3 separate regions of the Homo sapiens genome follow, and all the other regions are linked to region 2. The links are chromatin loops, found by intact Hi-C in ENCODE. Cell type or tissue: IMR-90. All regions are shown on one strand. Links, peaks and the distances in the headings refer to the core of each region. The heading gives the core; the rest is flanking DNA. Region 1 overlaps PLXND1 (plexin D1). Region 2 overlaps IFT122 (intraflagellar transport 122). Region 3 overlaps TMCC1 (transmembrane and coiled-coil domain family 1).

Evidence for each region. Peaks named below come from ENCODE experiments on the same cell type or tissue, not always from the same donor. Only the 100,000 strongest peaks of a DNase experiment are listed, where the experiment ranks them.
Region 1: a loop joins it to region 2, with 6 times the contacts of the local background. A loop is called at or near these places in 35 of 110 quality-filtered maps.
Region 3: it touches region 2 in a loop (8-fold over the local background); 10 of 110 quality-filtered maps call a loop at or near these places.

The regions. Positions count from the first base shown.
Region 1 is chr3:129,555,620-129,566,633 of GRCh38, forward strand. PLXND1 (plexin D1) reads right to left here. Exons shown (of 36, transcript NM_015103.3): 23 at 10,908-11,012; 24 at 10,268-10,398; 25 at 9,721-9,919; 26 at 7,475-7,621; 27 at 7,168-7,324; 28 at 6,181-6,284; 29 at 6,027-6,090; 30 at 5,070-5,104; 31 at 4,711-4,815; 32 at 4,001-4,164; 33 at 2,809-2,956; 34 at 1,464-1,604; 35 at 998-1,072; 36 at 1-809. The coding sequence ends at 693. Among named protein-coding and RNA genes, the nearest start is that of H1-8, 18 kb to the left of the region's middle. RefSeq lists enhancers at 2,692-3,581, 3,147-3,441. In IMR-90, for the core only: no CTCF peak of the experiment used is centred there; DNase peaks (open chromatin) are centred at 3,352 and 5,802; H3K4me3 peaks cover 642 bases; H3K27ac peaks cover 4,313 bases.
Region 2 is chr3:129,485,182-129,494,688 of GRCh38, forward strand. IFT122 (intraflagellar transport 122) reads left to right here. Exons shown (of 30, transcript NM_052989.3): 16 at 3,076-3,216; 17 at 6,960-7,013. Among named protein-coding and RNA genes, the nearest start is that of RHO, 39 kb to the right of the region's middle. RefSeq lists silencers at 4,497-4,705, 5,112-5,181 and an enhancer at 5,105-5,399. In IMR-90, for the core only: a CTCF peak has its summit at 5,199 (motif pointing right); DNase peaks (open chromatin) are centred at 5,270 and 6,810; H3K27ac peaks cover 2,300 bases.
Region 3 is chr3:129,644,925-129,655,938 of GRCh38, forward strand. TMCC1 (transmembrane and coiled-coil domain family 1) reads right to left here. Exons shown (of 7, transcript NM_001017395.5): 6 at 10,044-10,179; 7 at 2,868-6,871. The coding sequence ends at 6,557. Among named protein-coding and RNA genes, the nearest start is that of PLXND1, 44 kb to the left of the region's middle. RefSeq lists a silencer at 6,682-6,976. In IMR-90, for the core only: a CTCF peak has its summit at 5,544 (motif pointing right); DNase peaks (open chromatin) are centred at 5,537 and 7,067; H3K27ac peaks cover 216 bases.

The DNA.
Region 1 (11,014 bases), core at 1,707-9,706, 71 kb after region 2:
TCTTAACCCCTCTCCTTTTCCTGGAGACGGGGCTCCCAGCTCCTGTGCCCCCCATCCCTCCCCTCCACCCTCCCTGCTCCTGGAGAAGCCCACAGAGCACCCCATGGCGCGGGCACTGCCCACTCTACCAACAGCCGCCCAAGCAACAAAAATCTGACACTACTTGAAACTGTCTGTGGCCAGGATCCTCTACGGGTGAGGGGGAAGTGGAGATAACATTTTGGTAGTTGAAGCAGAAACCAATCAAAGGTCAGTTCAAGGAGGGCTCCCTGCACCAGTGTGGATGAGGTAGAGTTTCTGGGCTGCAGCCTCCGGGCTGGCGGCCTCCTCTCCCCCAGTTTGTGCTTGGCCGCCTGGATGCACGGGGCTCTTGGCAGCAGGACCAACTGGACGTTGTGGAGCAAGTGGGTGGGCACAGTGCAGGCCGTGCTGGGCAGATGGGGGAGCCTGACCAGCTCTCTGGCCTCCATCCCAGAGACTGATCTGGGGACAGGTGGGAGGGGATGGAGGTGCCCAGGGGTCAAGGCGGGGGCGCCCCTGTCTCAGAGAGCAGCCCCTCCTCCTGCCCCCGCCCCAGCCGTCTCTGCTCAGTATTTCCCAGTCTGAGTCACAGGCACGGGGTAGAAGATCAAGTTGAGGCCCAGTGGGCGTCCATTTCTCCCAGCAGCAGCCTGACCAACTCTCCATGTGTCTCAGGCCTCACTGTAGCACTCGTAGATGTTGTCCTCCATCAAAGCCACCACCTGCTCAAACTTGTGCTGCAGTTGTGTCCTCCGGGCCGTGGGGTTGGCCTCCAGCGCGGCCATGATCTGAGGGGAGCAGCGGAGTCAGCCGGGCCATGGCCGGTAGCCCTGCCTCAGTTCGTGGGAGAGAACACACCCCTGAACGTCTACCACGAGTGACATCCGTCCATTAGGGGCAAGCACCCTGAGATGTGTGTCCTTGAGTAGGAAGCTCACCTACCCCGAGGGCAGGTGCCTCACCCTGGGGCACTCACCTGCGGCCGATACCTCTTGGCGTACTTATAAATCTCTGCCATGGCCACATTGGTGTTGAACTCATTCTGGTATTTCTATAAGGAGGCAGGATGGGGAGGAGGTTAGCCCAGCGGTCAAAGCTGAGCCTAGTCCCAGCAAAGCCAGCTGCTTGCACACAATCCCCAACTCCCCACGGCCCCCACAGAACAGTTCAGCGATGAGGCCCCTCAAGTCCCATGGACGAAGACGGCTTCCCGGACCCTGAAGTCCAATCTCCTCTCCATCCAGAGGGTGCTCTCCTGCCCCCGCTCCTCAAACTCTGGGAAAATGCATGACGAATTTGCAGGCCAGCAAGAGGCCACAGCCACTTCTGAAATGCCCTCTGCGCTCCCTGCCCTTACTCCAGTGGAGGCATTGAGGCCCAGCCCCCGACCCCCGATCCCTCAGCTCTTCAGGCCCCCATCCCCCGCCGCCGAGCCACCGCACCCTCGACTCCTCGGCCAGATGGGCATTCATCTCTTGCTCGCTGAGCGGCGTCATGTCCTGGATCTGCTTGTAGTAGCGCTGCACGATCTTCCGGTACTCAGGAATCTCCTTGGCGTAGAGGAGCTTGTTGGTTGGCGAATCCTGGGCAGAGAAGAGCGAGGGTGTTAGATGGCTGCTGGAGAAAGGACGGATCTGGTCGTTTTCTGGATGAGCCCTCATCCCTCCTGCCACATAAGTGACCTTAGCAGGCCCCCGAGGCCCAAAGAGTCTCACCCGGTCACTGAACGTCCCCGCACTCAGCCGGCCCCAGACCAGGGGCTCCTCACTGTGCTCTGTCTGCCCCGCCTACTTTCCCCAGGACTGTTAGGACAATGATGTGGGTGGGGAGGGGCCCTACTTCTTTCAGGGGAAAAGTGCACGGGCATGCCAGCTCTTCACTGCACGCAGCCCATTCCACGTAACAAGGATGTGTCCTTCTCAGGGTGATAGGTCTTGGTGGCTAGGATTCCTGGAAGCCTGAGTGCTGGCTCAGTGGAATATTTCCCACCACATGCTCCTAACGCCTGAAAGAAGTGCCAAGAACACTCCCAGTTCTTTGTCAGTCACGGGCACCCTGCCTTCGGAGGCAGTACGTGAGTAGTAGTGGAGCGATGGCATTTTCTCCTTCCCGTGGTCCGTCTCTGAAATGCGTGGGCTAAATGCAGGGTCACACACGACCTGGACCAATCCTGCAGTGCCAGCTTTAATGATACAATCTCATCCCTGCTCACAGCAACCGGCTGCTTTCCTGCCTCCCTGTCTTTGCCTGCGCCGTTCTCTCTGCCTGGAAGGCCATCCTCTTTCATCTTCAACCTCTAAAGCCAGACACAGCCTTGTGTGCCCCCAACACACCGCATGAATCTCAGAGCTCCTAGCCACCCATCACCCCTCTGCCCACCCCTTCACTGAATGCTCGCTTGAATGGCTTTTGACTTTCAGGGGCTACTGCCCAGAGCCTGGCCCGGTTTTCAGATGATGTTGTGCCTGACCAAGCAGGTTGTCCAAGCTCATACTGGCTTTCCCACACCGGGTTCTCAGGCCTGTGTTCAAAGCCAGTGCCAGGCACAGCTGCAGCATGTGCAGTTGGTCTGCAGCGATACAGAGTTTCTGATGGAAGGTACTGGCTTCTAGGTGTCTCCCTGTCTGAATGAGTCACTCATCCCACATCCCCTAGACCTGAGATCTTTTGGTTCCCCTCCCAGGAAGATCTCTGAGCTCAGCCTCAGAGAGTCGAGGAGGCTACCCATGGTCGGCACCCCACTCTGGCCCTGTGCATGGGCCTGGCCTGGTCCTGGGAACAGCTGACCTTGCCCAGCTGCAGGTCAGAGATGGAGCAGGCGTCGATGAAGGCCTGCGCGATGACTGAAAGGCAGGCGTCGATGTGGTCTGTCTTGTCGATGTCAAAGACAAACTGGGGGTTCTTCAGGATGTTCACCCAGAACCGGAGAGGAAGGCTGTGGGGTAGGGTGACAAAGACAGTGAGGGTAGGGTGGGGTAGGAAGCAGTCGAGGGACAGTTGTGGAGGAGAGAGCTGGCTTTGTCCCTCAAGGGCCTGAGGTTGGAGCCTTGTCACAAGATGTGACCTTTGGGAACCTTAGTTTGCCTATCCCTGGCCAGCTGGGGTGCAGTGGGGCTGAGAGCCCGGTTTCCTGCTGGAGCAAGGCAGGAGCTACAGGGCTTAGCTGTACCCCCCAACCCCCTCCTGAGCCTCCAGTCAGGTCCTGGTTCTCATTAGAACCAGGTGCCGGCCCCCGGGCACCCCTGGCTCCTCCCTGAACCCTTGCAGGCAGCAGGAAGTCCGACATTAGCAGAGCAGCTGTGGCAGGGCTGTGGGGGGCAGGGCCTGGAGCTCTGGCCTTGTCCTCAAGAGGCCAGAGAGGGTGAGCAACACCCCCACCCCCACCTCAGGCCACCCAGTGACTCAGCAGCCTGGGCATGTGTACCCCCAGAGCTCTAGGAAGCTGCTGCCCTGCACAGAGGCGCCTGGGCTGGTGGTATTCTTCCTGAGGGTCAGGCTGGGTTTCCAGCAACTTCTTGTGGGGGTGCATGACCCCGACAAGCTAAGAGGTGCCTCAAAGGAGGGCTACCAACTGGGTAAGAGATTCAGATAATGTAGGGCCGAGCCTGGCTCTACTGTCCCAGGCTGTGTGGTCTTGAGCAGGTGCTGCTTCTCCGAGCCTCAGTGTGCTTATCTGTGAAGTGGAGCTGATGGTGCCCACCTGAGAGGGGTGCGGGAGAATGATAGTAAGGGCAACACCTAGACCATGCTTCTGGGCACTCTTCTAGTTAATTCCCACCATTAACATGGGTCGCATTTTACAGTGGAGGGGAAACTGAAGCACAGAGAGGCTAAGTCACTCATCCGAGAACACACAGCTGGGAAATGGCAGAGGAGGGCTTGACCCCAAGCAGGCGAGGCCAGAAGACTAGACTCTGAACCCCCTGCCACAGGGGCCCCAGTGGCACAGTGAAGTCCACACGGCCCCCCCACCCGCCACCTGTTGGTCTTCCAGATGTGTAGGGTGTCGGGGTCGGAGATTCCCCTCTTCTCAGCCTGCTCCTCCAGGAAGTCGAAAAAGTACTTGACAGCCAGTGGGGGCTTGTCTTCACGGATACTCAGAATGGCCTTGAACAGGTCATCCAGAAACTTCTGCAACGTGCCCTGCGGGGGAGTGGGGTGGCCGCCGTCAGCCCCGGGCCACGTGCAGAGGGCTAGTGGGCACCCTTGGTGGCTCTGCGGAGCTTGAAATGCCAGGCTGCTGAATGAGGAAGCCACATGGCATCAGGCTGGTCACCGAGCCTCTCTGGCTCACTTGCCTCCCAGAGGCGTTGAAAGGACTAATCGAGGCACTGGCACATGGAGTCGAGAACTGGAAGTGCCAGAGTATGGGCTGTGGGGTGCCGGCGCTGCCACTGAGCCACGTGGCCTTGGGGACATCACTGATCCCTCTGGGCCTCTGCTGTACCCTGTTACGTGGGCTAACATAGAAGTCTCTGTCAGGCATTTTTCCTGGCTGTGAGAAATGCCTCCTCAAGTGGGACCCTAAGCCTTCAGCCTCTTGCCCCTCCAGCCCCACAGGGGAAACAGGAAGAACTCACACCCCTCTCCCAGCCGCGGGTGCACAGCTGGCCCTGAGCAATGACCCTCTGGAGCTGGGGCTGGAGCCTTGTACCCACTGCACAGAGGGGAGACTGAGGCCGGACTCACCTTGGTGGAGAGCAGGCGGGTCAGGTAGATTTCCGGGAGCACCTTCTTGCGATGGCTCTGCCGGTGAGACTTCTTGGGCTCCGCCAGCTCGTCCGTAGGCAGCACCTGGGAGGCCGGGCAGTGGTCAGTGTCCGCACCAGGCCCCATCCTCGGCCGCCTGTGGGAGGTCTGGCTCTGCCATGCTTCTTAGCACACAAGGGCTGTGGTTCCCTCCTGATTCTGGGCCCCATCCCTACTCCCCCACCCCCCAGCCTTTCGCAGGGCTGGGAGCACTTTTCCCAAGAGGCCCAGGGCCACAGAAAGCCAAGGCCACACCCACTGAGGGGCTGGATCCCCCGGGGCCGAGGTTGGGCACTCACCAAATGGAAATACTTCTCTGTGTCCAAGTCTTTCACTGTGAGAGGAAAAACACAATAAATAAACACGGGAGAGGAGAGGAGAGAAACAGAAATGAAGACAGAAAGATGGAGTGAGAAACAGAAACAAGACAGAAAGATGGGGAGAGAAACAGAAGCAGAGACAGAAAGATGGAGAGAGAAACAGAAACGGAGACAGAGATCCAAAGAGACAGTCAGAGAGAATGAGACAGAGATGCAGAGACGCATGGGGAGACTGAGTCTGGGAGAGACGGAGAGAGAGATAAGTGAGATCCAGAGACACACAGCGAGCGAGACAGAGTGAGGCAGAGAGAGAAAGACACACACACAGTGACCCGGGATGGAGGGACTTGGAAGGAGGGACAGCGGTGGAGAGAAACAGGAAGATGCAGCCACGGGGGAGGAGGGGCCCCAGGCAGGCGGGGGTGGGTGCCTTTGCCCACCCCACCCCTGAGCCCAGAGCTCCTGCCAGCCCAGATTCCCAGGCTGCTGGGAGAGACTGAGACTCTGCTCTCAACCTTAGAAGGGGACCCCGAGACCCAGAGGATCCCGGGCTCGCAGGCCTGGCAGCCAGGAGGCTGTGCCTGGGGCGTCTGAGGGTGTGGAGGGGGCACTTGAGGCAGGGACATGGCCCAAGGCTGAGACGGGCATGCTGGCCCCCCTTCTGGCCTGGCTGCTGCCCAGACCTCCTGGAACTGCATCCCGCCCTCCCGGGGCCTCTCTCCAGCTGCCGCAGGAAATCAGCTTGAGGAGGCCTGGTGTGGGCCCTGCCCCAGCAGTACTGGGTCAGAGGAGGCTGGCCCCGCCCAGCCCCCACCAAGGAGGCCTCAGCCCAGGCCAGCCCTGCCTCTCGGAGCCTCAGCTTCCCCACTGGGGCATGGGATGGAAGCCCCTGTCCACACGCAGCCTGGGCTCCCTTCCCACGTGCACCCGCACTACCTCGGCCCAGTGTGTTGTCCTTCTTGTCTATGAGACTCATGGCCAGGGAGGCACCTTCAGGGATCTGATGGGAGGGGAGAGGCCGAGGTCAGAGGCCGGAGGTTGGGGTGGGGGCATGAGGGTGGGGAAATGGGGGCGGGGGGCAGGGCTGCACCTTGTAATGGGCCAGCGTGTTAAGCTTCTTGCGGCCGTCTTCCACCACTGAGGTGTCGTCCAGGTCCCGAAGGATGTAGCTCTGTGTGCTGGAGGCGAACCACTCTGGGGGACAAGGGACAGGCCATCAGGGTCCGGGCAGGGAGCTGGGCCTGAGGGGTAGGTACCGGCCCAGCCACATAGGGAGAGGCCTCTCGCTCTCTCCATGTAAACTGAGGCAAGCCATACCTCTCTCTGAGCCTCCATTTTCCCATCTGTAAAATGGGGAGGGCAGGAAAGAGCTGGGGGAGAGTGTGAGGGTACAAAGAGAAGGTGCCAGGGTGGAGGGCACAGAGGAGGAGCTCTGGAAATGGCCTTGTCTGCAAGGCTGTTCATGTTACAATTGCTGATGAAACCCTTGGCCTAACCAAGACTCCTATAAAACCCACTCCAGGCCCCGCGCGGTGGCTCACACCTGTAATCCCAGCACTTTGGGAGGATGAGGCAGGAGGATCGCTTGAGCCCAGGAGTTCAAGACCAGCCTGGGCAGCACAGCATGACACTATCTTTACAAAAAGTAAAATTAGCTGGATGTGGTGGTGCACTCCTGTAGTCCCAGCTACTCAGGAGGCTGAAATGAGGGGATCACTTGAGCCCAGGAGGTCGAGGCTGCAGTGAGCTGAGATTGCGCCACTGCACTCCAGCCTGGGTGACAGAATGAGATCCCGTCTCAAAAACAAACAAACAAACCAACCCTACTCCAGCATCCCTCCTTTAGGAATTAGGAAGCCTTTCCTGAAGGCTTTTTGCTGTTGTCCGTAGTTCACTCACACTGCAGGACTTGTCTCCTACAGAGTAAGAGCTTCTTGCTGAGGGGGCCTCATTGGATCCTCTCAGTGTCCCCACATTCATGCACCCATGCCAGGTGAAAGGAGTGTTTCCCGTCAAGGCAGGGGCCAGCCCCGGCTGAAGCGCCTGACACGGGGTCTCTGCCCCCATTCCCACCCACCAAGGTCGACGTCCTCTGCACGCGGCCACTGGGAGTAGGGCACATTCTTGCAGAAGGCCTCCAGGATCTTCTCCTTGACCTGTGTCAGCGTGTCGGTGTCCATGGCCCGCACGCTCAGCGAGTCCATGCCACAGCCCTGGAAGGACACGTTCAGGTTCTGCAGGGGGAGAGTGGGAGAGAAAGGTCAGTGAGTTGCTGCCATCACTATGTCAGTGCCCAGGCAGCAAGGCCCTGCAGAGGAAGGCTGGGTCAATGCCGTTGGCGGCGACACAGCAGCCCTGGGACCCTCCCCGCCCTGCCGACTTACCCGGGGCTTGGCCTCGATGTTCTCCCGCAGCAGCCACTCCTCACTGAGTGTGTAGCGGGCCTTGCCTGTGATGGCGTCGATGGAGCCCTTGTTGATTTGCTGCTTGATGGCACACAGCAGCAGGAAGAATGGCTCCCCCACCGTCTCCTGAGGGGCACGGGGGTATCAGGGCCAAGGCCCCCTCTGTATTCCAGCCCCCATGCTTTGGGCCAAACACCTTCACGCCCCCGTCCCCCAACCCCTCCAACAGTCTCCTTTTGGATCCTGGTGTCAACACTCTCCTCTCCAGGGTGTCTCCACGGACCCTAAGCTCGTGTTCATTAAACACCACCAGCTGTGGGTGGGTGCATTCATTGCATCATCCCGGCAACCCTTCCGGATACGGAGTATCATTCTTACTGTGCAGCCAACAGTGCCGAGGCTCAGAGAGGGCAAGTGACCTGCCCAAGATCACCCAGCTGGGAAGCGGCAGGGCAGGAATCGGACCTGGCTCGGCTGACTCCCAAGCCTGTGACTTTCTACTAAGTGGGGGGCCCCCAAGTGTGAGTTTAGGTGGACCCGAAACACCGATGTGGCCTCGACCCCACTTGCAGGCTGATGACTATGGAGTCTCAGGAGGAATGGGGCTCAATGTCCCTGCTCTTGCCCATCTCCAAGGGTGGCCCTCCAGGCAGTGGCTCTGCTGGACCCACAGCCATGAGCTGATTCTCAAGGCCATTGCCCAGCAAGGGACCCAGGTGTTCCACTGGGATAGTTTTACTTAACTATCCACAAAAATTGATTTAAAGAAAAATTAAGTACATAATAGTATTAGGCAGATTTGGCAAAGATTACGAAGGCAGCCTGCCAGCCCAAGTCCTGGTCCAATTCTCCAGGTCTGGGGCGTGGGAGGCACTGATTCCCTGCTTCCTAGAGGAGGAAACAGGCTCATAGGGGAAGGCCTGGCTGAGGCCACAGAAAGAAGCCAGGGGAGTGAGGTCCAGGGTCCACAGTGGCCCTTGTGGTTCCTGATGGCCCACAGTGAGGCAGCCCGCAGAAGGCGGAGGCACCCCAATGGCCCCTCCCAGGCCCTGCCTCTGCTCCACCCCACTACCCCCTTCCCCCAGGAGGAGCCGTGGGGCTCCCCCAGGCTACTTGGCCCTCAAGCCCCAGGCTCAGGGGCAGAGGCCCCATTTGACAGAAGGAAACCAAGGCCCACAGAGGGCAATGAGTAGCCCAGAGTCACACAGCTGGGCTGTGCCAAAGATTGGACTCAAGCCCAGGACATCTTGGCTGGGTGCAGTGGCTCACCCCTGTAATCCCAGCACTTTGGGAGGCCAAAGCGGGAGGATTGCTTGAGCTCAGGAGTTTGGGACCAGCCTGTGCAACAAAGCAAGACCCCCATCTCTTCAAAAATTAATAACAAAAAACAGAACATCCGAGGCCCCGGTTCTGGGCTCCAGGCAGGCCTTTGCCTTTCTCCCACAATCCTCCAGGCAGCCCTCTAGCCTCTGCCACCATAGGGCAGCTGGACAGTGGGACAGGACAAGAGGCTAAGCAACCCTTGCTCTGCGAAGAGAGCTTATGGGGGTCCTTCTGGCAGAGTGCAGGAGGCCCTGGTTACCGGGCCCACCCTCTTCCCAGCCTCCGCTCTCATCCAGAAGATTCTTTGGCCTTCCTTCTATTCCTTCCACGAACATCCCCTCCTCCCGGCCTCTGCCCTTGTGCTGTACCCGATGCCTGGAGCACCCTCCCCACCACTCCTCGCCTGGCTCACTCTCTTAGGTCTCAGCACAGGGTTGCCTGCTCCAGGAAGCCACCTTGAAGCCTTCAGACAGAGGGAGGCCTCGTGAGCTGAGCTCTGCTGCGAGGCACTGGCCACCCTGTATTTTGTTTCCACGTCTCGCCTAGCCTAGGGCTGGGAGAGCCTCAAGGGCCAGCCAGGGGCTGATTTCATCTCCTGAATCCAGAGCAGGGAAGGGTGGATGACTGAGAAAACCACAGATGGGACAAGGCCCCTGACACAACCTCTGTTATGCCCCAAGCATCCGTTGAGCCCTTGCAGCAAGCCAGCCAGGCTTCCCCGGGGCCATGGCTCCCCTCTCTGCATAACAGGTCCTACGGGCCTGGCCTGTCTCATGCAACACTCCCTCCTGGCAGAGCTGGCCTGAGGGTGCCAGGGAAGGCCTGGGAGGCCGTGGGGTCACTGCCGCTGAGTCCCTGCCACGTCCCCCGCCTGGGCTCTGTCTGTCCCCAGGCAGCCTCACCCGCAGACAGCTGTACATGCAGATGGACATCCAGTTGGTGAGCATCTTCTCCACCACAGACTCTGTGCGCCGCAGCATGAGCTTGGGGTTCTTGGCGGCCGAGGCGTCAATGAGGTCCACCAGCAGCTCCTTCATGATGCTGGTGTAGTACTCCAGCTTGCCGTGCAGCGCGATGGTCAGCAGCGAGGCCAGGCTGCACCTGTGAGCGGGAGGCAGGTGTCAACTGCACCTTGAGGCCCTAGGAGCTGTGGGTCCCAGGGTCTCAGTGCCGCCTCATCCCCGGGCCCATCGATCCCAGGAGTGCCTGTGTGGGTGGGTCCTGCGAGGGGTGAGTGGGGCTAGAATCCTCCTGGAGAAACAGCCACCTTCTTCTACGTCCACAGCAACCATCGTGCCCCGTGAGCCAAGGTCTTGGGCATCCCGGCCCAGGAAGGGCTGGAATATGGGGGTGTCAAGAGCCCCAGAGCCCCAGGACCCAGGACCTGATGCTGTGTGGCCTTGGACAGGCTCCTCTTCCCTACCCCACCCCAGTCTGTCACAGCCTGACCTGTCGCGCACCGCAAAGTCCTTCTGCTGCTCCAGCGCGTGGACAAAGACGATGAGGAAGTGCTTGTTGTTGAGTAGTGAGGAGAACAAGCTAATTCCCTCTTCCATGTTGGGCCGGCAGCTCTCAGGAATCTGTGGAAGCAACTGGTGATGGGGTGTCCAGAGGGGCCCAGTGTCCCTGCCTAGCCTAACAGCCAGTGCTTACGACGGCTGCTTGTATGCCTCCTGGGATGGGGAGCTCATTACCTTCCACGGTGGATGCCTCCTAACCTTTGTGACAGGGAACAATAGCTTGGTTGAATTGAAAAGTGGGGCTCAGAGAAGGGTAAGGGTGCCTGGAGGTAACCTGGCATCCCAGTGTGGAGGACTCTCACCTTCCATTTTCTAAGCAGGTTGAGTGGGGTGTACAGGGGGGCCCAATCCTCTGTCTGCTCTACCTGGCCTGCGGGGGCAGCACTTATAATACCCTGAATGGCTGCCTGAATGCCTCCTGGGATGGAGGGCTCAGTACCTTACAATGGCAGATGCCTCCCAACTCCGCATGACAGGGATCAATGCATTAGATGAACTGGAAAGGGGACCCAGGGGGGAGCAGGGTTGCCCTGAAGCAGCCCACTGTGTGTGGGTCGTGGGGTACTCACCTTCCACTCTCCCAGCAGTGGGTGGGTTTCCTGTGCCTGGGAGCTGCCCTGGGAGTTGAGGGTCTGGGAGGGCAGCACGTAACGCTCTTCATAAAGGGAGGAACACT
Region 2 (9,507 bases), core at 1,508-9,507:
TGGCGCCTTGGCATAAATTCCTAGAAATGAAATTGCTGGGTCAAAGCACGTGTACCTTTGAAAGACTTTTAGGGAAATTTCCAGGTTTCCCTTCCGCTAGGCTCTGTCAGTCTGTTTTCCCCATACAACTCAGCTTCAGGCTAGAGCCCACTTCTTCTAAGTTGATGATACCCTCGAAACTCATGACTGCAAGACTTACTGGGGAAATGCCCATCATCCATGCCTGACACAGATCAGCTATTCAAGAAATGTTAGTGGAATTCAGATCTGAGGAAAAAGACCAGAAAGCAAGAGGAAGAAGGGAATGAGGTGGGTGGAAGTGGCAGCAGGACGAGGGGCACGAACAGCTTCTCCTGGACTGTGTCCTCGTCATCCTTGTCTGCCCCATTACAAACCCACGCACCACATCCACCAGGAACTCATCTCCCTCAATTGCCCCAAACTAGCTCTGCTTATTTTATTAAAAGGTTTTCTCCCAAGATTGCCATCCTGACCTCAAAAATAAATGCAGTTTGCTGCTCTCTGACTGTGGCCGGCCAAGAGGAGCCAGAGGGGCAGCCTGGGGCTTCCTCTGCCAGGACTTTAAGATTCAGCAGCAAAGTCTTGCTGACTGCACCAAGGCCATCCTGCTGACGCAGCGGGTCAGGACTGCCAAGGGTTAGGAAACACATTCTCAAGACAAAGGCTGTTCATCTGTCGCCTCTGCCTCCGGCCATCCTGTGGTTTTGGCCCAGAGAGGAGGGAGAAAGCATCAGACCCAGTCTTGGAATTTTTGGTTGCCTTTCGAAATTTACATTGTCTTGTGCAAGAACTGGTTTGTCAGGGCTGCCAAGTAGGACAACGAGCCCTAGGAGGGCTTCTCAAGGCGGTGGTGACTTCATGTTTGAAATCCAACAGCAAGATAAAGTATAGCTCAGAGAGTATTTGTTCAGTGGGGTCTATTTTTAAAACTCCACTCAAATTGTGCCTCCCAAGTAAGTCCAAGTGTTAGCCATCCATCATATGCTCAGCTGTGATATGCCTGCCTGAGTGCCTGTCCCACTCACGGGGCAGTCAGCATGGCAAGCAGTTGGTGTGGTTCGGGGAAGGAGCACCAGCTTTCAGTCCTGACTCTGCCATCTCAAGCAGCTGTAACTAGAGCAACTCATTTCACTCTTTGGGGCCTCATTTCTTTTCTGTGAAATGGGGTTAATTATACCCATCTTTCAGGTTTCGTCAAGCCAAATTTCTATTATTATTTCTCCTTATTACTGACTCATAAAATAGCAAAAACCACAAAACACAACTAAATTGCAACAGGCTGTACTTACTGACGGACTTTAGAAAGGAAAGCTCATTGTGTGCTTTAAGAAAAGCTTTCAGGAGTTTGAGAAAGCTTCCAGGAGATGGTGAAACTTGATCTGAGCCCTGAGAGGTCTGGAAAGGAAGAGTGGAGCAGGGAAGCTTTTCAAACAAAGGGAAAGGTGGGGGTAGGAACAAGACTGGAGAGCCTGGGAGATGGTGAGGAGCTGGTGCTGAGAAAATACAGTGAAGGTAATGATCATGCCTGCATTTTGCCCAGTGCTTCATTATTTTTGGAGCACATCTCTCCTTTGCCCATGGTAGCCTGAGCTGGGCAGGACATCTAAACAGAAGTTAATGGATTTACCCAAAAAGTCACCAGCCTAGGATGTGGCTGAGCCTGGCCTGGGTTCTAGGTCACCTGCTCCGTAGCCTATGCCTGCTGCCCCGCTAAAGGGAGCATTTAATGTGCCAATGAGGAGAGATGGCATGGTGGAAAAGATAAGCACTTGGAAGCAGCCATGTTTTGCTCTGAGAGTAGACAGACTCAAAATAAAAAAAATTCCTTCAATTCTAAAGCTAAAAAATGGGACTGGAAATTTCAAAGACAGACAAAAGCCCCAAATGGAGAAAACAATACTTCAAGCTCCACATTTGGGAACCATTAGCACAGAGGTCCTGGCTGATTTCTCTTCCCTGCCCAGGAAGCCAGGAGAGATGCAGGCCACTGAAGCACACTGGCTGGCCTAAAACAAGGGCAAGGCCTTTCCTTGTTAAAGATGTCATGGCCCAACTCAAGACTCATTCTCAGGCCTGCACGCACATATGCACATATACACGCGTGCATACATGTGGCAGGAAGGGGCACAGAACCTGGAGTCCAGTCACCTCTGGCTATTGCCAGCTATTTGCTGGGACAGGTCATTTGTCCTCTCTGAGTCTCGGTCTCCTGGGCTGTAGCCAGGGAGAAATAATACCTACTGCACAGGACTGTGGGGACAGCCAAAAGCCTTTTATAAACCTAAGAAAGAGAAGTCGTTAGGAACTATTCATGGGCACTCACAGCAAGGCAACCCCATCTTGTAGGAGGGCATCTGTCCCCAGGGCAGGGATCAGGAGAGCTGTTTCCAGAGGCTTCCAGGGTAACTTGGAGCAAATCACTTACCTTTCTTGGACTCAGTCCCTGGAAGAAGAGGCCATTCCAGACCGCTTCCTCCCACGAACTCATTCATTGTGTCAGCAAACGTAGACTGGGGTTCTGCTGAGGGAGGCCGATACAACCCACCACTGCCCACGGCTGTGCACGGCTTTGCTGTGGGAACAGGCCTGTAACTGCGGCACAACCTGCGATCTGGACAAAGGGCAGAGGAAGCTGAGACTCTTTCCCCTGGGGTGGGGGCTTGAGGGGCTTGGGAGGACTCTGCAGAAGAGGTGACATTTCAACAGGGCCTTGAAAGCCAAATAGGTATTTTCCAGAGGCAGAGTGGGGAGGGGCAAAGGCATTCCAGGTGAGGGTGACATCCTATGGCGAGGCAGGCCTGTAGGTGGGAAGGAGGGGAGGATGGGCAGAGAGTTTGTGCTGTGGAGCACAGTAGCCCAGTCATGAGAGAGGTGCAGGATGGAGCACACAGGGTGGGCTGGGCAGGCTGGGCAGGGTGCTGATTGGCGGCTGCAGGGCTGCTCCCCAGGCATGGGTAATCATCCCACGCATCTGGAGGCAGGCTCTGTATGCATCTGGTTCTTTCCATGGCTCTGAAAACAGTCTTCTTTTTTTCCCTTGATGAAATCCTGCAGTCCGCTCCCATGTACCAGTACCTGGATAGGAAACTGTTCAAGGAAGCCTACCAGATTGCTTGCTTGGGTGTCACAGACACTGATTGGCGTGAACTGGCCATGGAAGCGCTAGAAGGTTTAGATTTTGAAACAGCAAAGAAGGTAAGCATCTAGCCAGCAGGAGCTGGAGTTTGGTCCTTGTGGGGTCCCTTAAGAAGGCAGATGGGGACCCAGGTGGCACGGAGAGGCCATAGACTGCAGCAGTCTCTGGAGTTAGGCTGACCTGGGCTTGTATCTTAGCCACTTCCTCACTGTGGGCCTGGGTAGGTGACACCCTTTCTAAGATTGCTTCTCTATAGACGTAGGATGATGACAGGCCCCATCCTCACAAAGCTGTGAGGATCAAATGGGAGGATGCCTGTAAAGCCTGACCCAGGAGCAGCATGTCAGATTCTGGCTGTCACTCTTATTAGCTGTTCTCTGTGGGAAGCACCTGACTAGTAGCCTGGCACATCACAGGCACTCCGTAAATGGCGGCTTTTATTATCGGTGTAGTCACTGGCCATGATGCTGCACACAATGCTGCTTTTCTTAGCATCTGCCAACTAAGGTGGGAGAGATGGTCAAGGTCTCTGATTCTGACAGCAATGTGGGCACTTCCCACGTACCTTCATGGCGGGATTCATGGACTTGATTCGTTGTGTCCTTTCCTGGCCTAGTCTATGAAAGCTAGAGAGATGGCTGAAAACATCTGACCCCTCTCTGCACATAAGGAAAAGCCCAGGTATGTTCCTGAGCTGTGTTTCCATCTAGAACCTCAGATGGAGGAAGGAATGGCTTCCAACCTCCACTCCCCTACCCCTTCCCTCTTTATCTCCCCACAGTCAATTAATGAGCTGCTCATTTTGTCCATATTCCCGGGCTGACATTGAAGGAGTGGCAAAGAGGGACGTGATGCCCGCCTTGGGTTAGATCAAGACTTGTAGGCATGAAGAGAGGAGACTGGACCAGACCAGGACTAAGAAGCCTGGCTGAGAACGAGCTGTGTCACATAAGGGGCTCTGGGACCTCAGGCCAGCCACTTTCCTTGGAGCCCCAGTCCTCCCAGTTCTGAAATGGGGGTGGTGAGAATGCCCGCTGCAGTCATGAGGCTTAACTGAGATGTTGTAAAGGGGAATTTAAATCAGGGATGGTTGTGCAGATGCTAGCCATTACTAAACAAGGGAAGTGATCGTTGTGTAACAATGATCTAGATTATATTTTTAGATGTCCTCAGTGTAGGAAAGTGGAGATGGAGGAGGCTGTAAGAATTCAGAGGAGGGGCCAGGCGCGGTGGCTCACGCCTGTAAATCCTAGCACTTTGGGAGGCCGAGGTGTGCGGATCACAAGGTCAGGAGATCGAGACCATCCTGGCTAACACGGTGAAACCCCGTCTCTACTAAAAATACAAAAAATTAGCCGGGCATGGTGGCAGGCGCCTGTAGTCCCAGCTACTCCGGAGGCTGAGGCAGGAGAATGGCGTGAACCTGGGAGGCGGAGCGTGCAGTGAGCCGAGATGGTGCCACTGCACTCCAGCCTGGGCCATAGAGCAAGACTCTGACTTAAAAAAAAAAAAAAAAAAGAATTCAGAGGAGGGAGGAGGCATCTCTATGGAGGGAGCTTCCCTCTCCTGCCCCACCCAGAAATGCCAGCAGGGAGGGAGACGACAAATCCCTAGAATAGAAAGGATTGTAAAAAGCCACAAGGTTTAATATGAGTGTTTACTGATATTTTTATAAATATATATATTTTTATATATTTGTTTAAATATTGAGACGGGGACTCACTGTGTTGCCCAGGCAGGTCTTGAACTCCTGGGCTCAAGCAGTCTTCTTGCCTCAGCCTCCCAAAGTGCTGGGATTACAGGTATAAACCACCACACCCAGCCAGATTTACTATAGTTGAAAAGTAAGTGTATGTGGTATATATCTATTGTGTACAACATGCTGTTTTGAAAAAGCCACATGATATTGAAGATAGGCTGGATGTTACTATTTCATCTAAATCCCGAGTACCCCACCTCTTTACTCTGTGCCAGGCACTCAGGCTCACCAGCTTGGATATAGTGGTTCCTAGAGATGGACAGCCATCCCCACTAGATGGCAGAGAAGAGCTGCTGAGCTCCCGCCAGACCCTGAGCAGAGCTGCAGGTTCCTCCCTATTCCCAGGCTTCCCTCTGCTGAGCTCATTCAGGGGCCTTGTGACTCTGACCAGGCACCCTGACGCTGCAAAATGTGTCAGGTTGAAGGAACTCGGAAACAGATTTATTAATGGGCAAATCCTAGACACTAGCACAGCTGAGCTACAGCTAGAAAGACCCTTGAGAGGGTGTCAGTAGCAGGCCCCTTTCCACAAAGAAGATGGTTGGAGCCCAGAAGCAGAGAAGTAGGCTCAGAGCGAGGACTCAGACCTCGAATGCTCCTTTCCCTCTTGGCCACTGTGCTGGGCTTTGCAGGGTTGCCCTCTCAAGGCGCTTTAAGGAAACCCAGATCTAGAGGGTGATGTGTAAGACCTACAGCTTGGGACACAGGTAGTCTTAGCCCTGTGTTCCTTGGCCCATGTGATGCCCGCATTGCCCTTTTCTACGAATTCCTCTTCACAAACACTTGTTTGCCAGGTTCTGACTCTGATGCCTCCCTTAACGCTGCCTCCCACCCCTGCTCATGCTCAGACCATTCATCCGTGTTCTCCAGGCATGTGGTTCGTAGTTGGAGAGCTCTTAGCTCTGGGAGGTGTCATGATCTGTTTAATTGACCAGCTTTCCCTGTTAGAATGTGGACCTCTGAATTGTGGAGGGGGACAGGGGCCGAGACATGTTTCTCCCTGGGTCCTCAGTCTCTTGACAGGAAGCCTGGTCCTGTGGGATGAAAAGATAAAGTTGCATTGTGGTCACCTGCAAGGCAGGCCGGGGACTTGCTCATCTCCCGAGGTCTTTTCAGGAGGGAGGATGCCATGCTGCTGAGCAGAGGCTGCAAGTGGTCAGGATTGCTCTGCGTGTTCAGTTCAAAGGGCTCTGGAGCTGCTGCCTCCTCTAGGCACAGGTCAGCCCATTTTGAATGGGGCAATAAATGGTGACAGCAAAGCCACCTGAAAGCAGCCTGACCTGGTGGCTTGTGCTCCTCCAAACCCTGGGCAGAATCTGAAAGCAGCAAAACTAGCTTAGCTAACACCAGTCTGCTTGTTCCTCAGAAACTTCTAGAGGTCCATGAGTTAAAGTCTCTGGCTTTACTGTGAGTTCAAGGCAAGGGCTGCAATTTTAGGGTTTACATAAAGAGTTTGCCTTCCACAGACTTGGTGGGATTCATTCCCTACCCCTCCACCTTCTTCCAGAATCTGTCTTTATACCCTCTCAGCTTTCCCCTCCTCTGCTCCCTCTGTGGTACCAGGGGCTCTGGGTCCCCTGTGTCTGTGGCACCACTGGGTAGGCATAGCTGTCCCCTGCATTCTACCCATGTTGCCAAGATGTATAGGCAGTCTCTCATCAGTCCATGCATCTCATCCTCTCCTGCTGTGATGCTGCGTGACCCCCCAGAGGGTCAGACCGGCTTGTTCTTCTTTGGGTCTAGAGTCTCCCAAGGAGGCACCGCCACAGACTGTGGCATCACGGTTTTGTTTTACCTGATCTCAAAATGACTGATGCAACTGGGATGTCTTTGCTGTTCTTTACATGGTCCAATCCCATGGATAAAGCCATGCCTCGCTGGGTGGTATAACCTCCTGCACGCACGATGATTAATCTGTGCTTGCTCCCTTCCTCTCCTCTGTGGCTCACTGTCTAGATAGAGCTTGACTTCCCACCCCTAGCCAATCACCCACTTTTGAAGCCAAGAAGACAGCTTATTTTATTCTTTATTTCTTCGCCACAGGCCTTCATCAGAGTACAAGACCTCCGATATTTAGAGCTCATCAGCAGCATTGAGGTAAAAGATGAAGCATTTTTCCTTCTCAAGAAGGCATACTTGGGGTTCCTGTTTTAGGGGCAGCCCTTCTAACAGGCAAGAGCCTTGAGGACATGGGAACAGAGCTCACTGGCGTCTGGGCATCTGGGCCACAGCCTTGCTCCGGGGGCAGAGTGGCCACACTGGGGGAGACAACAGCAGGTAGTGTGAGCTGTTGTGTGATAGCTGGGTGAGGCACATGGGTTCCGGATCTCTCCAGGGTTGGGTTTCTAGTCTGTGAAAAGGGATTGGACCTACCTCACAGGCTGCTGTGAGGATTCAGTAGGTTCTCAGGAACTGGTTTGCATCCTCCTGGTGGCGGATAGCTGGTCACCATCCTCTCAGACTCCAGTAATCTGATAGTGTTGGAGGAGTTTCCCAAATGCACATGAGCTGAGCTCCATTCCCCAGAAATGGACCTGGGGAGCAAGGCCCACAGTCTGAACTGAGCGCCCCAGAGTTCTGGAGCAACCCCTAGCCCTACTGTTTCTGGCTGAGAATATTGACCTTGTCATCCAAACCCAATAGGCCTGCAGTGTGCTAAGGAAGCTGGTTGTAGGTATGCCATTTGCTGGGTGGTGGTCAACACTATGCTTTTTTTTTCTTTTTTTTTTTTTTTTTTCTGAAACAAGGTCTCACTCTGTTCCCCAGGCTCAAGCGCAGTGGCACGATCACAGCTTACTGCAGCATAGACCTCCCAGGCTCAAATGATCCTCCCACCTAGCCTCCCAAGTAGCTGGGACCACATGCATGTGCCACCCCGCCTGATTAATTTTTTGTATATTTTTTAGAGCAGGGTTTTCCCATGTTGCCCAGGCTGGTTTCAAATTCGTGGGCTCAAGCTATTAGCCCACCTTAGCCTCCCAAAGTGCTAGCATTATAGACTTGAGCTACCATGCCCGGCCCTTAGACACTATTCTTAATTTCTGTGTATCTCAGTGCTGTCTGGCTGTCTGTTAAAAGGCATATACATTTTTTCTCCTGAACATATTTATTGTGAAGGTATGGGAATGTGAGATACATTTGAATTCCCAGTTGGAAACAGTGAGGAAATAGCAAATGTCTTGTCCCTCTCATTCATTTCCCCATAATAAACACCTGTCATGGGCCAGCCCTTGTGCCGAGCTCAGTGGGCACAGAGCTGAGGAGGAGAGAGGCTGACAGGAGCTCACAGCCTGCTAAGCCTCATAACGTAATCTGCTCTGTGCCACATGCGTGATTTATGTGAATGCTGTTCTAGATCCTCACATTAACTGAATGAGGCAGGTACTGTTGCTCTCCCTATTCCATGCAGGAGGAAATTAAGGCTCAGCAAGACGATGCCACATCCCCATGGGTCCATAGCCAAAAACTTGGTGGAATTCAAGCCCAGTCTATTTCCTAAGCTCATGCTCTCTCGGCCACATACCCTCCCTACCCGCGTGTTGTAAGGGGCATCTGTATATTCTGGGGTTTACCTACCCGCGTGGTAAAGGGCTTGTTCGGAGCTATTGCTCAAAATGCCCAGTGCTGCTGACTTTCACTTGTAAATCCACTGGCCTGGATCTGGGGGTCTTCACCTGAAGCCAAGGAGCATAATTTTCCTCTCTACAAAAGTAACTGCTGTGGGGTCCAACTATTACTTGTCACATCTTACTGGGGTCAAAATGTAGTCCTCTCCTCGTATGCTATGAGCTGGGAAGTGCGTTAAAGTAAACTCCTAAGATTGTCTCTTGAAAAAAAGTAAAGTGCCTTTGAGTGTGCTCTATATCGACTGCCTGCAGACTTATTTGCACACATCTGGGTGCTCAGCATAATTCCAGAGAACTGCAGATCCTTAGTGGGTGCCTTTTGGATAGGGGAGATGTTCTTGTCCTGCTGACGGGGGGAAAGAACCTGCCCATGTTGACATGCACCTGCTGAGTGCCATAGATCGTTTTTATTGGTCATGGTGATATCCTGGGGCCTAGAATGGATATGGCCTGAATTTCATGTCTAGTAAAACCTTTTTTGTTTGTTTGTTTGTTTTTTTTTTGCAGAGATAGAGTCTGGCTATATTGACCAGGCTGGCCTACAACTCCTGGGCTCAAGTGATCCTCCTCTTTTGACCTCCCAAAGTGTAGGGATCACAGGTGTAAGCCACCATGTCCAGCCAAAATCAATCTTTTATCTCACGGCAAGATTTCAATTCATTTCCAACTATTAGGAGTTAGTTTGTTTGATGAGCCTGAGCTGTGTGCAGGTTTTTAGAATGATAATTTCTGTCAGTATGGAAGCATGTTGCCTCCAGCTGTTAAAACTTTCACCAGCTTGTCTAAGAGTTTGATTCAATGTCTTATCGTCCTCCAATATGCTGCTCTTTCTAGAAAACAAGCAAAAGGAAACTGCTAGGGCTCAGGGTTTGGGTGCTACTGAGTGTTTACAAATACTCGAGCTGTAGACAAGCGAATGTTCCCTGACACAGAAGGAAGAAGCTTTATCCTAGCTGTGCTAAGTG
Region 3 (11,014 bases), core at 1,374-9,373, 160 kb after region 2:
AACTGTGAAGAGCCTCTACTTACAGGATCAATAGGCAAAAGACCAAATACCTTGGACACCATTCCTCAAACACCCAACTGATTGGGATGACCTGAAAAACAGGTTTCTGGTTTCTTCTCAAAGGGCTGTAATTAAACAGAAGGCTGGGTCACCTTTCAACACCTGTAATGGCTTCTCTTGTAGTCACAAGGTAAACCTTTAGCGTGGTATTCAAGATTTCTTGCAACTTGGCCCCCACATATGATTCTCACACATTCTTTCAGGCACCCTACCAGTCACTTAAGGCTCCTTATCCATTGCTTGAACTGCTCACCTAGGCCGTTTTCACCTCTGTGGTTTTGCTAATACCTCCAATAGAAATGCCCCCTCACCTATTTCTGCTCATCATAAAGCCACCATCTTTCAGTCCAGATACCATGGCCTCCTCCGTTGAGCCTTTCCCTATTGCTCTGTTAGAATTGCTTCCTCCTCTTTGCTCCCACACGTCTTCTGCCTCTTTACCACATGTATTTCATTCTACTAAGTTCCTTTTTCCACAGCCCAGTCTTGTATAGAGTGGCTCTTAAGTGCTGCTGGCTAAATAGGAGGTACCAGCTGCTGCTGTCACCTCTGCACGTGCTCCTCCTTCTCAGCCCGCAGGGCTTCTGGCAGCGGGACATCTATGTGACCCCCAAGCCTAGAAATCCAGGGCTGGAAGAAAGCTCAAGGGGTGGCCCAAACTTGGTCTAGAGCCCCCTCTAAGGCAATCTGGAGGCAAAAGATGGTCTAGTATGATCTGTCATTAGGAACACTATCAATTCTTTTTTCACTTCTCACTGGACCTATTTTTAAGTTTTTGATATATTTAATTTAAAAAATACACAAATACATTTTCTTCAAAGAGATTCATACTTTATAGAAGCCAAGCATGAAAGTGCTGCTTAACCACTGTTCCTCCCTCTCCCTTCCCAAAATAACGGGAAAGTTTAATGCAAAGTTTTTACACATCCACATGCATATATTTACACAAATATACATATTCTCAACATAAATGGGAGACAATATATTGTTCCACAGTTGGCTTTTTAAATCTTAATGCACTGATTATACAGGAGGCTGAACAATTTTCTGGTATGCTTATTGGTCATTTTTCTTTTCTTTTTTTTTTTTTGAGACAGAGTCTCGCTCTGTCGCCCTGGCTGCTGGAGTGCAGCGACACCATCTCGGCTCACTGCAAGCTCCGCTTCCTGGGTTCACGCCATTCTCCTGCCTCAGCCTCCCGAGTAGCTGGGACTACAGGCGCCTACCACCATGCCCGGCTAATTTTTTTGTCTTTTTAGTAGAGACGGGGTTTCACCATGTTAGCCAGGATGGTCTCGATCTCCTGACCTCGTGATCCACCCGCCTCAGCCTCCCAAAGTGCTGGGATTACAGGCGTGAGCCACCGCGCCCAGCCGCTTATTGGTCATTTTTCTATAAGCTCTCTGTTTATAACTATTGCCTGTCTTTTCTATTGAGCTGTTACCAATAGGAAAGATGATTATTGATTTGTAGTCTTAAATATTGTGGACGCTCATTTTTTGTTATATATGTCGCATAGACCTATTTTCCATTGCATTAATTTACCATTTCCTAACATTAATTTTGGGCAAGCCATTTAACCCAAGCTTCAGAGTTCTTACCTAAACAATGAGGATATCTCCTGCATAAGACTGTGGGGGAGAATTGACTGATAAAACTGAATGATGTCTGGCACTCAGTAAATACTCAATAAACGTTAGCTATTCTTCACTATAGACTTGGGGCTACAAGTCAGCTAAATGTTTAGTTTGGACCATAGGATTTAAGTATATTTGAACCCTTCAGGTGAAGCATGCATTTCTAGTTGACCATACCTTCCTCTGCCTCCCCAATCTGTTTTCTACACCACAGCTTCTCAAATTTATGTCATCTGCCTTCCACTCTCTGAAGTTTTCTTTTTTTGAGACAGGGTCTCGCTCTGCCACCTAGCCTAGAGTGCAGTGGTGTAATCATAGCTCACTGTAATCTCAAACTCCTGGGCTCGAGTGATGCTATCACCTCAGCCTCCTGAGTAGCTGGGACTACAGGTGCCTGCCACCACACCTAGCTAAATTTATTTTTTGTAGAGATAGGGGTCTCACTATGTTGCCCAGGTTGGTATCAAACTCCTGGCCTCAAGTAATCCTCCAACCTTGTCCTCCCAAAGTTTTGGGATTACAGGTGTGAGAGCCACCACACCCAGTTTTTACTGGCATTCAGTAAGTCTCCAAGGTTTTTAAAGGATAAAAATAAAGCAGGTTTTGAAATTATGTATCGCCCATTATCATGGCAGCTCTATGTGTCCCGTATGCACTACACAACTCCTGGATGTTGTTCACAGTTTATCAGACTTATGAAGCCCCCGCAGGGTTGGGCAATATACAACCTGCATATCTGTACATGGCAGCCTGGCCCATATTTTAAGGGGAATTTTCAAAGATTTCACAAGATGTATCCCTTGCTCTCACAACATCCACCTGTAGGATCAAGTTGGGTGGTGTGGTATCACTAGTTTATACATGGGGTAAGAGGCACACAGCTAGCAAGCCAGAAGTGGGACTAAAGCTCTCGACATTCAGACTGGAGCTGTGAAGGACCGAATCATCATGTCTCTGCTTGGTACCAGGTCAAAGGCAAGTTTAGGACTTCAGGATTTCCAGAGGCCTCCCAGAGATCATCAGGAAAAAGTCCTAATAGAAATTACTACTTTTATAACAAAACTACAGGTGGCACTAGGCTGGATAATAATGCATTACATGCATGTAGAACTACATATGTTAAATGTTTCAAAAATAAAAAGCAAAACAAACATGAGTCTGACCACCAGGTTAATAGCTGAGGTCTTTATTTCAATTTCTATATACAGTAAAAGTGCTGCTGAGAATCTGCAGCGACCAGACAGAACATAAATTTAAATCTCTCTCAACAATTAGCAGCTTAAGATCTATCAACTACAGTGTTAACGTTCACACGTTCACAAGTGTCATTTCTTTACGTTTCAATTCGTGCAAGTGAGTTTTTATTCTTACACACTTTGATAAAACACACAGTCTAGTAGTCAATCCCTACTGAGGATATCACCTAGCATACACGACATACAGACAGCAATGTTAACTCTTAGAGCCACATTCAAAATCCCAGGTTTCATTTGGGGTTGGGGTGTGGGAACCATAATTTTGCCTGTGTCAGATTACAATAATGTTTGGTTTTGTTTTAGTTGCATATTTTCCAAAGCTGAAAGGCAGCTCCTCATTGGAACTCTCTCAGAACTCAGCATTTTCATCTGACTGTACCTCAAAGGAACATGAAATCAGAAACAAAACCAAATGCAGTGAAGACCACATGAAAATACGCTCATTATTTGGACATGGCTAGTGAGGAAGGCTCGCTCCCAATATTTGTCTTGGCATCAGACTTTTACTCCATTCAGAACAGGGGAGAGAGAAGACCCTAGTCAGTGAAGTATAAAATTTAACCTACTTTTGCTTCTTAAGGAGCCAGTAGAGTGGAAAGCCTTCCTTACTAGGACATACTGAGTATACCAAGGAATGGAAATTGGAGCAGACAGAAGTACCCTTCAATTATCATAAACAATGTAAAATGCGCATTCTACAACCTGAACAATCACCCAGGCCAACACAGCCAGCTTCACTCACCCAGGCTAGAGGCATGGACAAATAAACCAGGAATGTTTCATTTTAAAGGGAATGAATACAGTTTTCTTTTCTTTTTTTTTTAGAGGAGCATTCAAATGAGGGGACGTTTCCACCCAGAACAACTGTTAAGCCATTAGAGCGAGGTTATAGAAGAGCTCTGACAAGACAAAAGAACCCAAGAACAACCACAATGAAAGAAACTCAAAAGTAACAGGATGGGCAGCAAAAGGTACAGCAAAGAATGAAAACAGATGCATGGTTACAAACAGCATTAAATGCGTACAACTTCTGGGTCTGGTGAATAATTAAGGGACAAGAAAGCCATTACTGCACCTGATCTGCACTGAAGGTCCTTCCTAAGACAGTTTGAGAAAGGAAGATAGAAAGTCAGCATGGGACTATTTGGCTGGAGGCAGGGGGCTTTCTACAGGTGAAAACCTTCCTTTGATAGATAGAAACCGTCCCAGGGCAAATAGGAACAGTTTCAATCCATCTATCAAAGTGACTTCCAGTGCCCACAAAACTTAAGTCTTCAGGCAGTTTGGGGGACTCAAAGGTTCTAGCTTAGAAAAACTGGTGGATTGCTGCTAGGGCATCTTTTAAATAACTTTGTGGGGGCTCTCTACTCTGAGCAATTACGCTAAAGCAGAAAGTTAGGAGAAACTGTCAGTTCAAAAAGTTCATAGTGTCCTTTGGCACTCCTGCCTAAAAAGTCACTGCAATATTTTTAGGCAAAGTTAACATTTTAATACATATAGGCTTGGGGACAATTTGTTTTTGGCATGAACATGAATTGGTTCTAATTTTTTTTTTTTTAAAGAAAAAAAGCACCCTTGTGGCCCTGCTCTGGGTGCAGTTTTGAGGGGGCAACAGAGCTAGCAGGTGTACTACAATCAGCTGAGGTTGGGGTGAAGACTGGAGTACCTGAGTTAAAATATCAAAGTAGTTATGGAAACAACATGCTGGCTCTGAGAAATCCAGCTTGCCAAAGCAAAAGGAGGCTGGCACCATTAGGTAAACTGTCCTTTCAGACAGGCAGGGCAATGCTAATCTAGTTCTGAAGGAATTTCCTGGTAAGTGGAAACAGGCAAAGCATACTTTGTTACTCTTTTCAGGGCATCTTATATGCACTTGGTTGCACAGAATGAGGCTAAGAGGGAACAGCATTTGTGACCAATACTACAAATAATATGGAAAGATTAACCAAGCTCTCTAGATAAACTCTAAATGTTCAAGTTCCACCAGGATGATGGAACTGGTTATGCGACGGGGGAAGGCAGCTCAGTTCATTTTTCAAAACCATCTATAGAAGTCCACTGAGCATAATTAGGTTAGGTTAACAAGTCCGTTTACATTATAGGAAGCTGGCAACATTTCACACCCAAAACTTGGGTCCTGCTAACCTGACATTTCCTTCACTGCTCTTTAGGAGAATCACCTTTGGTTGATTCTCTTAGGCAGACAGAATAAAGCTTTGAAATTAAGAATGCTGGGGCCAAAATGAAGACAGAAGACTCCACATCATCACTTTGGTTGTAATTAGGGGTGTTAACAAAATAAATTAAGGAAACACAAGGACTTATTTATGACTCTTATAGTCTCAACTTTTCCTAAAGACAACCCCAGCCCAAGATCACTGGGTGAACGTTTTCTTGGGGCAAAAAAAAAAAAAAAAAATCCCTATCCTACTACACTGGTTTTTGGAAACAGCCTCCTGCTCTCCTTGCACAACCCTTTCCTCTTCAACTAAGCCAAACCCATAAAACGGGGGCGTAGGTATGTCGGGACACCAAAAAGCAGCAGCAGCAGCCAGAGGGAGTTTAAACTGCATCTCAAAACAAAGGCGGCAGAGGGCAGCATTTACAGCAAGACTTTCTTACTCAAACTGTTTCAAGACAAGAGGGAGCAGCACACTTAAATATCCACACATTTCTTCATTTAAAAACATCACTTCTTTATTTCAAAGGAAAAATAAAAGACCCTCCCAACCCTGTCCAAAAAAACCCAATAATAATAATAACAATAATAAAAAATCCTATTAGAAACCATAAGGAAGCACTGAGAGTTTGAGTATTACATTCTTCAAGTATGCTGTTCGGATTTTTTATTTTTAGGTTGGTAACTATACACATATAAAAAAACCTTAAAAGTGCGGCCAAGGGATTTTGCTTAAAATTAAGTATTTAGAGGGCTACTTAAAAATACTGTAGTAGGACTGTGCAGTGATCCTTTGGGGGATGATGCTTTCACTTTTGTATCCTCGTCAAGGTTAAGGGGCAGGTTCAAAAGTGATCATACTTCCAGGATTAGCGTAAGTGGCCAACTTGGGTGAGAAAGCCAGAGAGATCCATGTGTTCTTCCACGGACAACGAAAATCCACCCCGAATCCAAAAATTCAGACATGGAATGTGGTAGGATTTCACAGTAAAGTTAGTCTGGGATAGGGAGAGGTGATGAGCCCAGACAAGGCAGGGTGTTAGGTTTAACTGGTTTGCCCTCATCAGGTTTTCGCATCTTTTTAGTGGGTTTTAGTGCAGTCCTTCAAGCCACAATTTAGATTGCCCTTCGGTGTGCTCCAGATTGTTGGTTCATATTAAAGGACTGTTTTAAGATTTGCATCCCAAGGAAAATCATGCTACATAAAAATGATCCAAGATTTTCGCCCAAAAAACTTCTTGGATAAAATCTAAAAAATACTATTGCAATTGCGTCTCTTGAAGAAAAAAACATTATTCTAAATGTAAACAGATTCACTCAACTCTTTTTTTGTTGTAGAAAACTTCAGAGTAGGTAAGTTGCTGTCTAACTCTCTGCTGCATGCACTCGCCAGAGGGTAGGGAACAATGCCTTCTGTGCCAGCATCATCTAGGGGATGAAAAGAACCGTTCCACATAGCTGAAGAGGGCGTCCCAGTGCTTCCAGAGAAAGGCAATAAAAACCACAAGGAATAAAGTGCTGAACGTCCTGTTGCGAGTCTTCATGAGGGGGACCACACAGTTGGCTACAGTGGAGACAAAGACCAAAAGGACTGCCATGACAGCCAGGAGGATGTTGATGAGTTTGCCCAGAAGGTTCCGGGCAGTGGCATTCTCCAGCCCTTCTAGCTGCACCACCTGCTGCTGCTGCTGCTGCAGCTCCATCTTGGAGATGCGCGTCTGGCATGCCTCCAGGGCCTCCTGTGGGCCAGAACAGGGAAGAGTTAAGCCTTCTGCTCACAAGTATTCTGAGATGCTGACATGCCCCCTGGGCAAGCCAGATGCATCTTGAGCAATGCCAATGATTTTATAAATATGCTGGAGCCTTGAATGAATGTAAAAGGCTAGATGTATAACTCACTATTCAAGTGATTATTATTCCCCCAAATTGCCCTCCACTGCATTCCAGTGGGATGAGTCACAGGAAGCAGTGGCCACACTTAACATTTATTTAGTCTAGAACATTTTAATGACAAGACCACAAATATATGCTCTTTTTTCATTGAAAATTAATCTAAGTTGCACAGAATATATTTGTTCAACATAAAAAATTTCAAATAGGATAGTCTCTCTTGACATTTCCTTCAATTCCAATCCCTGTCCCTGAGGCAGTACTGTTTGTGTTCACCCTTTTATGTGTGTAAGTGTATGCATATATGTGTCAAGGAAAATATACGGAATTATTATTTTTATTTCCTATCTGTAAACTAAAAATAAAATCCTAAGACCCCCAGCCAAATGAACGGACTCCCTCTTGGCCAAAGTGGACCCCAAAGAAACCTGAAAAAGTGAGTTCTTGGCAATGATGGGAAAGAGGCTGGACATGCCTTATTATATCCCCTCCCTTTTTGAGTTGTGGCACAAATGACCAGCATTAATGTGAAAATAGAGATCATAAGACTGACAGAATGGACTCTTTGTGGCAGTAAGACATCAAATTATAAACAAGACCTAAGGCCATGCCAGACAAGGTTAAATCTCACCCTATAAACCATAAAATCTCATCAGTTTTTAAAAAAATTAACTGGTGTTAATGTGGCTTTCTTTCCAACCTGACTCAGGTATAGCATCACATGACAGACAACAGACTCCGTTAACTTAGGCATTTTTGTACTGGCTTCAAGTCTTTACACAAAGCTTAACTCTTTCAACCGACTGCCAGCTAAAAAATTCCTAAAGCCCACTATGACTTGTTAGCCCCTACTTAGAGATGGCCCACCTTTTTGGGCCAAACCAATGTATACTTTCCATGTGTTGATTTAGGATTTTACCTACAATTCCTGTCTCCCTGAAATGTATAAAGCCAAACTGTAACCCAACTGCTTCAGGCATATTTTCTCAGGACCTCTTCAGACTGTGTTCCCCAGGCCATGGTTACTTGTATTGGCTCAGAATAAACCTCTTTAAAATATTTTACAGGGTTTGGCTTTTCCAAACATGGAATAGTATCACACTATAGGAATCGATTCACAACTTGCTTTTTTTTTCATTCAACAGTGGGTCTTGGTGATCTCTCCATGTCAATACACAGAATCTACCTCATTTTTTTTTAACTGCTGCCTGGCATTTTATAGTATGGCTAGGCTATGTTATAATATATGCAGCTAGTTCCCCCTTGGGGATTTTTAGGTTGTTTTCAACTTTTCCACTATAACAATGATGCAGTGAACATTCTTTGAACATGCTTCCTTATACACACTACCTGGTGTTTTCTAAGTCAAGTCAATCCCTGACATCAGTGGAAAGGGATCTCTGATCTGCCTTCTTAAGAAGGGCACACTCTCCTTTAGTTTGATCCTCTGTAAAGAGGACACTATGCCCACACACTAGACCAAACATTAAAAGTGTCTATTCTTGCTATTTTTTTGAGACGGAGTCTCGCTCTGTCACCCAGGCTAGAGTGCAGCGGCGCGATCTCAGCTCACTGCCAGCTCCACCTCCCAGGTTCAGGCCATTCTTCTGCCTCAGCCTCCTGAGTAGCTGGGACTACAGGTGCCCGCCAACATGCCCGGCTAATTTTTGTATTTTTAGTAGAGATGGGGTTTCACCGTGTTAGGATGGTCTTGATCTCCTGACCTTGTGATCCGCCCGCCTCGGCCTCCCAAAATCCCAAATCCCCTGGGATTACAGGCGTGCGCCACCATGCCCGGCCTGTTCTTGCTATTTTTTAACTTTATATTATTTAATTTAAAAGTCTATATTACCAAGACCTGATTGTATATTCTGTATCGCTCAATTACTAAAAAAACTTGAAAATAGTGTAAAATACTAATACATTAATGAAACATTAGTAATGCATTAGTGACATAAAGTGCTAATACATTAATGAGTCTAATGTTTAGAATTACCAGTAACTAATAACAACTTGTCTTATAACATATGCAATTAGAAAAAAGCTTCCATTTAACATACGCCTAATTCCCACACCTCCCCCCAACCCCCCCAAAAAAAGTGTCTGTTCTCCTCAAGGTCATAGCCTTCACTCATGAGTTTAAATTAATTCCAAAGTATTCAAGGGATAGAACCTATTTCCCTAGCTATGGTCAGATATCCTCCAAAGTTGGTCTGAGCCTTGAGTTTTTCTGGTCCTGGTTTCCTGGGATTTGAGGTAAGGCTTGGGCAACTTCAGACTGACGCCAACTATAGACAGACAATGGATGCTGTCCAGTCCAGAAGGATCTTAGGAAAAAATAATTAAAACATAAGCAGGGCCTGAAGAAGATGGCATCTGGGTAAATGATCTAGACATTCCCTTGATTCTTTTAGGCTGTTGTAATACAAGTTTTCTGGCCCACTTCCCTTCTCTGAGACTAGTGTCTTTCAAAATGCTTTCATATGAAACCACTAAGAACTATTCCCTAAATACCTCCATATAGAAATAAGAAAAAATTAAATATTCTACTTCCTCACAGAATAAAATAGATGGGCTATTAGCCTTAATTAAACATTACTGCCTCACGGGTTATTCTTGCAAACTGTCAGGCAATGTGCCTATATGAGATTTGGATTTGGCAGCTGGAATAAAAGCCCCCTTTCCCACAGAAGGAGAAGACAAGGACAAAATGGCCCAAATACTTGTCAGAGCTGCTTTTGAAGCAGTAATGGACAAATAGGATTCATGTGGTTTTCCATACACTGAGATTACTGTGATCCTAAGAAACATTTCCCAAGTACCAAGCAGACATACCAACCCAAAATGGTATAAACTTTTGAGAAATGCATCTCAATCATTTTAAGAGTAGGTATACTCTTACACAGTTGGTATAAGCTTTTCTTTGTTCTCTACCTTCTCATCTTTTTTCCTTCCGCTGTTTTCCTTTTTTCTTTCTAACCCTACTGTATTTTGCATTTACACCTTTTCCTTCATACTAACCTGGATGTCCCGGGCCCGTTCATAGGACTGATACGCGATTTTTTCTTCCATGCTTGCCAGTTCCTGCTTCAAGTTCAAGATTTCATTCTGGTGGAGCTCTGTTAGGTCATTTAGCTGTTCTTCCAATCGTTCACATCTAAGGAGAAAAAAAAAGTTTAGAATTTTATGAATTCTGTGAATATCTTTCCTGGCATTATTTACATCCAACTCCCAAAACACATTCTACAAAGGAATAGAAGCACAAAGAAATTGAGTGGCCTGGGTTAACAGGGTGTGCCAGTGGGTATAGCTCTTAGTCTCTGGAAAAGATAGCTTGTCTCAAGGCCAAATCACGTGGCAACATGGCTGTTCCATAATCTTTTCAATACACAGTATTTGCAGCGATGCCAGCAGCCCTGATTAGCTTTGAGCATAACCATAATATTAAGACAGTCATTAGGCTCCTCTGAACAACATATGGGAGAGGCAAAAACTAGGGTACAATTAAGCAAGCCTCATGAAAAGATAACACACCAATGGAAACCAACCTTCTGGCAGTCACCAGTAGCTTATTCCAGAACTGGCCAGCTCACTCACCCGGATGTTTGCGATTCAGAGCCCTAGAATGCCAGAGCCAGAGGGGTCCATCATCCCCATGGCCAAACACAAGTGTCTGGGACACTTCTGTCAACAAATATTTACTGAGAGCCTGCTATGTACCAGGCATGTTCAAAGTACTGGGAATATTGTGGTAAGCAAGACAGAGTGCCTGCCCTCAGGAGTTTGTACTCTAAGGAGTGGGGGAGGCAAGATGATTTCCCATATGGAGAAGTAAAACAAAGAAGATCAGTAGAGGTATAAGACAGAGTGCCGGTGATCGCCTGCCTTGGTCTCCCAAAGTGCTGGGATTACAGGCGTGAGCCACCATGCCCAGCCTAGAAAAGGTTTAAAGGATGAGATCAGAGATTCTAGGTGGAAAAATGAATGTGAGT